Regions from separate parts of the Homo sapiens genome. Here regions 2 and 3 are each linked to region 1. The links are chromatin loops, found by intact Hi-C in ENCODE. Cell type or tissue: ascending aorta. All regions are shown on one strand.

Region 1 (2,500 bases):
TGGCTCAAGACTGTAATCCTAGCACTTTGGGAAGCTGAGAAAGGAGGATCTCTTGAGCCCCGGAGTTTGAGACTAGCCTGGGCAACGTAACAAGACCCCATCTCTACAAAAAATACAAAAATTAGCCAATTGTGGTGGCACACACCTGTAGTCCCAGCTACTCGGGAGGCCGAGGCAAGAGGATTGCTTGAGCCCAGGAGGTCGAGGCTGCAGTGAGCCATGATCACACCACTGCACTCTAGTCTGGGCCACAGAGCAAGACTGTCTCAAAAAATAAAATACAGTGGCTCACGTCTGTAATCCCAGCACCTCGGGAGGTGGAGGTCAGCAGATCACGTGAGGCTGGGAGTTTGAGATCAGCCTGGCCAACATGGCGAAATCCTGTCTCTAGTAAAAATACAAAAATTAGCCTGGTGTGGTGGCATAGGCTTGTAGTCCTAGCTACTTGGGAGGCTGAGGCAGGAGAATCCCTTGAACCTGGGAAGCGGAGGTTGCAGTGAGCCAAGATCGCGCCACTGCACTCCAGCCTGGACAACAAGAACAAAACTCCATCTCAAAAAAAAAAAAAAAAAAAATCATATATAATGAATCCAGCCTGTTATATCTCTCTTTATACTGACGCAGATATAAAATATCATTTTTACCCCTCTTCCAGGACATGAAGCAGAATAAAGTATCTTTTTCTTCTTTTTTTCTTTGACGGTGAATATTGTAGAATAAATTACCATTTTGAATAACGTTTTCATAGAAGGGGCCCTCAAAAGTAAAGTGCCTAAGACCGGGATAATTCACAATGTGCCTCTGATTGCCCCACTTCACAGCGGGGATACCTCCAACCGGGGGTCCAGGTTGGGATCCGAAGGAGCGACACCGCGCCCTGGGCACGGGGCACCTCTGGGACTTCTGGAGGCGAGAAAAGAAGGCGCGAAACCTCCGCGGGCCGCGCGTGCCATCTGCCGGGCACCTGCGGGACTGCGGCCGGCGGGAGGGGAGGGGGGGCGGGCTCTTAGGGGCGGGGCCAGCGCCGGCGGCCGCTAGGTGGCGCCGTCTCACCTGAAAATGAGTTTTGCTCACGGCCTGTCATCCCAGCACTTTGGGAGGCCGAGGCGGGCGATCACGAGGTCAGGAGATCGAGACCATCCTGGCTAACATGGTGAAACCCCGTCTCTACTAAATGTACAAAAAAGTAGCCGGGCGTGATGGCGGGCGCCTGTAGTCCCAGCTACTCGGAAGGCTGAGGCAGGAGGCTGAGAACATAGGATGTTTGGTTTCCCATTCCAGTTTCTTAGAGTAGTGGTCTCCAACTCCGGCCAGGTTGTGTGAATGCCATTTCATTACTCTTTATGGCTGAGTAGTAGTCTTCTCTGTGTGTGTGTGTGTGTGTGTGTGTGTGTGCGCGCGCGCCACATTTTCTTTATCTGCTCGTTGATTGATGGGCATTTGCACTGTCTGTTTTCACATTTTAGTCTCTCTAAAAGTGGGATGAGGCCCCGGGCGCGGTGGCTCACGCCCGTAATCCCAGCACTTTGGGAGACAGAGGCATGGGGATCACTTAAGGTCAGGAAAATCGAGACCAGCCTGGCCAACATGGAGAAACCCCGTCTCTATTAAAATACAAAAATTAGCCGGGCGTGGTGGCGGGCGCCTGTAATCCCAGCTACTCGGGAGGCTGAGGCAGGAGAATCACTTGAACCCGGGAGGCAGAGGTTGCAGTCAGCGGAGATCGCGTCACTGCACTCCAGTCTGGGTGACAGAATGAGACACTGTCTCAAAAAAAAAAAAAAAAAAAAAAGTGGAATGAATCGTACACAGTGACAGTCAACTACAAGACAATGAGAAAACGTCTGACACTTTCTGGAATGATCCAGAAAGTCCTGTGTTGACACATGTTTAATTTCAGGAAACACAGAAGTCATAATTTCAATATCAATAGCAAACTTCACAACGAAACTGCACCGAACGTCACAAGAGACCAAAATATTTCCACAGTTGATCTTGGACAGTAAGAAAAATACTAATAACAGAAGAATAGCCGCTGTTCCAGCAGTCCCCGCTCCCGAGGGAGCCGCTCGGATTCCCACCGGGTCCGCTCAGAGAGGGGCGTTGTCCTCCCCCAGGACGCACAGCCCGCGCGCGGCCAGCCCACTGCTCCCTGGCTTCTGCGCCCTGGCGGGGGCCGGGTGGGACCCCAGGCGGAGCAGCTCCGCGTGTGGGGCTGCGGGGTCCGAGGGTCCGGGCCGGCGGGGGCGGCGGGGGCGGCGCGGCGCGCAGGGGCAGACGCGGCGGAAGGCCTGTCGGAAGTGCGAGCCCAGGAAGGCGTAGAGCAGCGGGTTCAGCGCGGAGTTGCTGTAGGACATGCAGTGAGCCCAGGTCTTAAGCGCGTAGGCGGCGTAGCTGCGTGGGTGCCAGGAGCCCGCGGGGCCCAGCGCCTGCAGCACCAGGAACAGCTGGATGGGGCCCCAGCAGGCGGCGAAGAGCAGGACCACGGCCGCCACCAGCC
Region 2 (2,500 bases), 320 kb before region 1:
TGCACAGGGCCCTGTCCCAAGGAAGGGAGGAGGTCAGGAGACCCCAGCCCCCGCCGTCCACACACCAGCTGGAGCCAGTGTTGCCCGCCCCCAGGGTTATGGAAAGGAGAAGAGGCAGGCCCAACGGGGCAGTGCCAGGGAGCCGCCCCCTCCTGGGCCCACCCCACTCCATCTGGGGCCAACCCAGAAGCCTAGGTGCCCACGGAGGTGCCAAAAACACTGCAGATTCGGCACCCGGCCAGGCAGGGCCACCCACAGGACCGGCTGGCACAGGGCGGGGCCAGCGTGGGAGCGGGTGGGGCCCGCCTCTTTCCAGAGGCTGGTGGGCAGGGCCAAGGGCCAGCAGGGCTCAGGGTCAAGGCCTGGAGACCAGGAACTCGGCAGAGGCGCCAGGAGCAGCAGGGACACCCCTCCCTGACCGATGTCCCCATCACTGGTGACCTTCACCCTCCCCACCGTTGTAGGGTGAAGGTCAGCAGCCTGCCCGCCTGGCTGCACCCCACCCACCCCCTCGAGCCTGCTTCCTACGGACCTCCAGGTGCCCTAAGGGACATAGTCCAGGGGAGCTCAAAGGCCCTATTTGCAAGGGACATGGAGGACGTGAGCAGGGGCCCAGGACGCTCCCGGCTTCACCGGGCCAGGTGGAGGAACAAGAGCCGAGCACACAGTCAGGCTTCCGGGTCTTTAATGGGGCGGGGGCTGGGGGCAGTTCATCCAGAGGTGGCTCCGAAGCTGAGGTCAACCTTGGCGGCTGGCTCTGCAGGGCAGAGGGGATGGTAAGCGGCCCGTCAGGCTGGGGGGATCTTGAGAGGCGGAAGGAGAGCCCCATGGGTGGCAGCCACAGCTCAAAGCTGAGGAGGAGCTTCCCTGGCCCAGTCCCCAGAGCTTTCAACACAGGCAGGGCCTGGGGCCCAGGCAGAAGCCTGCACTGCCCTCTGGTGGCCTCCTTGGCAGGCGCGGCTTCCCCAGGTGGCCGGGACCCCAGGAGCTGGCTGGGCCCACCTGGCATCCCTGCCCAGCCCCTGGCCGGGCCTCGGGACACCGGGTACGCACCGCCTACTCCAGGGCCTTCACCAGGGCCTCGTTGGCCTCGATTCGGATCTGGATCTCTGCCCGCGTGGCCTCGTCAGCTGTCCCCACCAGCTCCGCCTGGGCCTTCTCCAAGTTTGCCTTGGCTGCCTGCAAGGGGTTGAGGGGCGGTGAGGGGCCAGCAGCGACCCCAGCCCGGCTCCTGGTCCCCCAGCGCTCCCTCCCCCGCAGCCTGGACAGCTCCAACCTGCTGAGCCTCAGGTCCCCTCTGACACTCACCCCCAGGTCCAACATGTCCAGCGTCACGGCCTCTTCGGCCAACAACTGCACCGAAGAGTCGGCGTTCACTGCGATGGAACCGCTGCTCACTGGGGGAATGGGGCGGGGGGAAGGCGTGAGACCCCAAAGGGCTGCACAGCCTCAGGGACTCCCCTGGTCAAGTCCAGAGCCCCCTGTGAACCAGGAGCTCCACAAACATCCAAGTCTGTGTCCTGAGTGTGCAAACAGACCCACAGGACTGGCCCTGGGCCCAACATGGCGGGCAACTGCTAGAGAAGAACAAAACAGGGGCCGCAAGAAAGGACTAGAAGCTGGAGGAACCCCCAAAAGCACTGCCTGGGGACAGAGGCCCTCCCTCTGACCCACCACCCATGGGTTGAGCTGGGGTCAGGGCCAAAGGCAAGCTGAGTTCAAATCTGGCCACCACTGGAAACCAGTGAGGCTTAGAACTGCTTTTTTTCCTGCACAAATGACCTTCCTCCCCTAATCTGATCAGCCCTCCCAACATGGTTTTTTGAGGGGTTTTTTTGGCACAGGGTCTCACTCTTGTTGCTCAGGCTGAAGTGCAGTGGCATGATCTTGGCTCACTGCAGCCTTGACTTCCCCGGCTGAAGCGGTCCTCTTGCTTCAGCCTCCCGAGTAGCTGGGACTACAGGTGTGCACCACTACAACCAGCTAATTTTTTGTAGTATGGGATTTCACTATGTTGCCCAGGCTGGTCTCAAACTCCTGGGCTCAAGAGACCCTCCCACCCCGGCCTTCCAAAGTGCTAGGATTACAGGTGTGAGCCACCGCACCCAGCCTCGCCTGGTCAGTTTCTTTTTATTTTTTGTAGAGACAGGGTCTCACTATGTTGCCAAGGCTAGTCTCAAACTCCTGGGCTTAAGCGATTCTCCCACTTCAGTCTCCCAAAGTGCTGAGATTACAGGCATGAACCACTGGGCCTGGGTGGTTTTACATCTCTTGCTTCGACCATCCTACATTGGTTGGTCCAGAGCCAGTCATAAACCGGCTGAGAGCAGGGTCCCCTCTGGTTCGCTTTCATCACCGGCCAGCCCAGGCTCCTCAGTGGACAAACCTGCTAAAACTGTATTTTTCTTATTTGAGATGGAGTTTCACTCTTGTTGCCCAGGCTGGAGTGCAGTGGCACAATCTCCTCAGCCTCCTGACTAGCTGGGACTACAGGCACCCG
Region 3 (2,500 bases), 260 kb after region 1:
GCCTCCTGCTCAAGTGATCCTTCTGTCTCAGCCTCCTGAGTAGGTGGGATCACAGGTGCCCGCCACCACACCTGGCTAATTTTTGTATTTTTAGTAGAGACACGGTTTCACCATGTAGCCCAGGCTGGTCTTCAACTCCTGGACTCAAGTGATCCTCCTGCCTCAGCCTCTCAAGGTGCTGGGATTACAGGCATGAGCCACTGTCCCCGGCCTAATTCTATTTTTGTAGAGACAGGGTCTCACTATGTTGCTCAGGATGGTTTTGAACTCCTGGTCTCAGGCGTGAGCCACCTCGCCCTGCTTAGTTTGATACAAAATCCCTACGTTCCTTCTCATTCCCACTGTGTTTCCAGCACCTGCTTGAGCCCAGCACACAGTAGACACTCGGCAACTGTTGGTGCATTTGGGAATCTACTGAACACCTACTGGTGCGCTGGGTATTGGCCTCACATATGGGGAGACGCCATTAATAACCCACAGATGTGAGGATGGCTGTGGGGGATGGAAAGGGGGCTCTGAGAAGTGGGGTGCAGTGGTGGATGGGGCAGCCTCCTAAAAACCAGGGGAAAGGGCCGGGCGCGGTGGCTCACGCCTGTCATCCCAGCACTTTGGGACGCCGAGGTGGGCGGATCACCTGAGGTCAGGAGTTCGAGACCAGCCTGGCCAACATGGCGAAACCCCAGCTCTACTAAAAATACAAAAATTAGCCGGGCGTGGTGGCGCATGCCTGTGATCCCAGCTACTCGGGAGGCTGAGGCAGGAGAATCGCTTGACCCCTGGAGGCGGAGGTTGCAGTGAGCTGAGATCGCACCATTGCACTCCAGCCTGGGCAACAGAGTGAGACTCCATCTCAAAAAAAAAAAAAAAAAAAAAAAAAAGCAGGGGAAGGAGAGGGGACTTGGGGAAGGGCACAGCCTTGCAAGGCCCAGAGGTGGGAACCTGCTTAGCCCACCCAAGGGGGCCAGTGAGGCTGGGGAGGGGTCAGCGAGGGGCAGGTGACTCGGGGCAGGCAGCAGAGCACAGAGAGGGCTGAGGAGGTGCCAGCGGTCCTCATGTCTGCTCCGAGCCAACGGAAAACCGTCAGGTTCTGCCGCCTTCTCAGAGGTTAGGCCACTTGCCTAGGGACACACAGCCAGTTCGTGGTTTGGCGTCGTTTGAACCAGGCCTGCTGCTCCTCCTGCACTTGCGGAGCGTGAAGGCTGGTGCAGGGGCTGCGTCTGGCAAGCCTCGCCCCTCCCCAGCCTGGGGTTTTCCTGGATTCCCAGGGACGGGGCCCGTGCGCTCTCTGGTGGTCAGAGCAGGAATGACTGGATTCGCGCTGCTGCAAAGACGACTGGAAGGAGGCTGAAGCCCCTGTCCCCAACCTCTGGACATTCAAAACCCTAAATGCAGGCCGGGCGCGGTGGCTTACGCCTGTAATCCCAGCACTATGGCAGGCCGAGGCGGGCGGATCACCTGAGGTCAGGAGTTTGAGACCAGCCTGGCCAACATAGTGAAACCCCGTCTACTAAAAATACAAAAATTAGGCGGGCGTGGTGGTGCCCAGCCTGTAATCCCAGCAACTCGGGAGCCTGAGGCAGGAGAATCACTTGAACCCGGGAGGCGGAGGTTACAGTGAACCGAGATTGCGCCATTGCACTGCAGCCTGGGCAACAGAGCCAGACTCCATCTCTAAAAAACAAACAAACAAACAAAAAATCTAAATGCACAGGCTCCAACTCTTAATTCCTCAACAGTCTCGCTCCAATGCCTCATTTTGCAGGAAGTCCAACTCCAACCAAATCCTATTCATCCCTCAGCCCTGGTTCCAATGTCCTTACCCCTCGGAAGCCCTCTCTCTCTTTCCCCAGGCAGAGCCAGAGTCACCCTTGAGTTCCACGCTCCTGTCCAATCTCATGGGACTGGGGGTATCTGCGTGCATTCAGCATAGGGTCTGGTGTGCAGTAGTTGCTCAATGAGTGTTGAGTGAAGAAAGAAATACACGCATGAGGCCGGGCGCGGTGGCTCATGCCTGTAATCCCAGCACTTTGGGAGGCCGAGGCGGGCGGATCACGAGGTCAGGAGTTCAAGACCAGCCTGGCCAAATATAGTGAAACCCCGTTTCTACTAAAAATACAAAAATTAGCCGGTGTGGTGGCGGGTGCCTCTAGTCCTAGCTACTCGAGAGGCTGAGGCGGGAGAATCGCTTGAACCCTCGGCAGGCGGAGGTTGCAGTGAGCCGAGATCGGGCCATTGCACCCCAGCCTGGGTGACAGAGTGAGACTCCGTCTCAAAAAAAAAAAGAAAAAAGAAATGCATGCATGATTGGGCCAGAACTAACCTCAGAAATGATCCTGGCCTGTGCTGGGTGATGATACCGTTTCTACTGATTAAATTTGGAAGCAGGGGTTAGGTTTCCTGCCTTCTCCGCACCCGAGAGGCGCCTGGGCCGTCAGCCCGTGGAGCATCTTGGAAACAAGGCCACAACCCACAGACCTCAGCCTCTGTCTGACCCCACGGG

The links. Hi-C counts contacts between places; a loop is a spot of excess contacts. Peaks named below come from ENCODE experiments on the same cell type or tissue, not always from the same donor. Only the 100,000 strongest peaks of a DNase experiment are listed, where the experiment ranks them.
Region 2: a loop joins it to region 1, with 2.2 times the contacts of the local background. A loop is called at or near these places in 34 of 110 quality-filtered maps.
Region 3: it touches region 1 in a loop (7-fold over the local background); 18 of 110 quality-filtered maps call a loop at or near these places.

The regions. Positions count from the first base shown.
Region 1 is chr19:920,339-922,838 of GRCh38, reverse strand. KISS1R (KISS1 receptor) reads right to left here. Exons shown (of 5, transcript NM_032551.5): 5 at 1,834-2,500. The coding sequence ends at 2,091. Among named protein-coding and RNA genes, the nearest start is that of KISS1R, 4.3 kb to the right of the region's middle. RefSeq lists silencers at 925-1,004, 2,231-2,300 and an enhancer at 2,052-2,500. In ascending aorta, a CTCF peak has its summit at 989 (motif pointing right); DNase peaks (open chromatin) are centred at 998 and 2,329; H3K4me3 peaks cover 598 bases; H3K27me3 peaks cover 1,164 bases.
Region 2 is chr19:1,242,994-1,245,493 of GRCh38, reverse strand. It overlaps ATP5F1D (ATP synthase F1 subunit delta), which reads right to left. Exons shown (of 4, transcript NM_001687.5): 3 at 1,309-1,397; 4 at 669-1,179. The coding sequence ends at 1,057. Among named protein-coding and RNA genes, the nearest start is that of ATP5F1D, 2.5 kb to the right of the region's middle. RefSeq lists an enhancer at 647-806 and a silencer at 1,007-1,166. In ascending aorta, a CTCF peak has its summit at 952 (motif pointing left); DNase peaks (open chromatin) are centred at 23 and 903; H3K4me3 peaks cover 1,749 bases; H3K27ac peaks cover 2,500 bases.
Region 3 is chr19:663,832-666,331 of GRCh38, reverse strand. No RefSeq gene overlaps it. Among named protein-coding and RNA genes, the nearest start is that of RNF126, 1.9 kb to the right of the region's middle. In ascending aorta, a CTCF peak has its summit at 1,285 (motif pointing left); a DNase peak (open chromatin) is centred at 1,281; H3K4me3 peaks cover 1,114 bases; H3K27ac peaks cover 429 bases.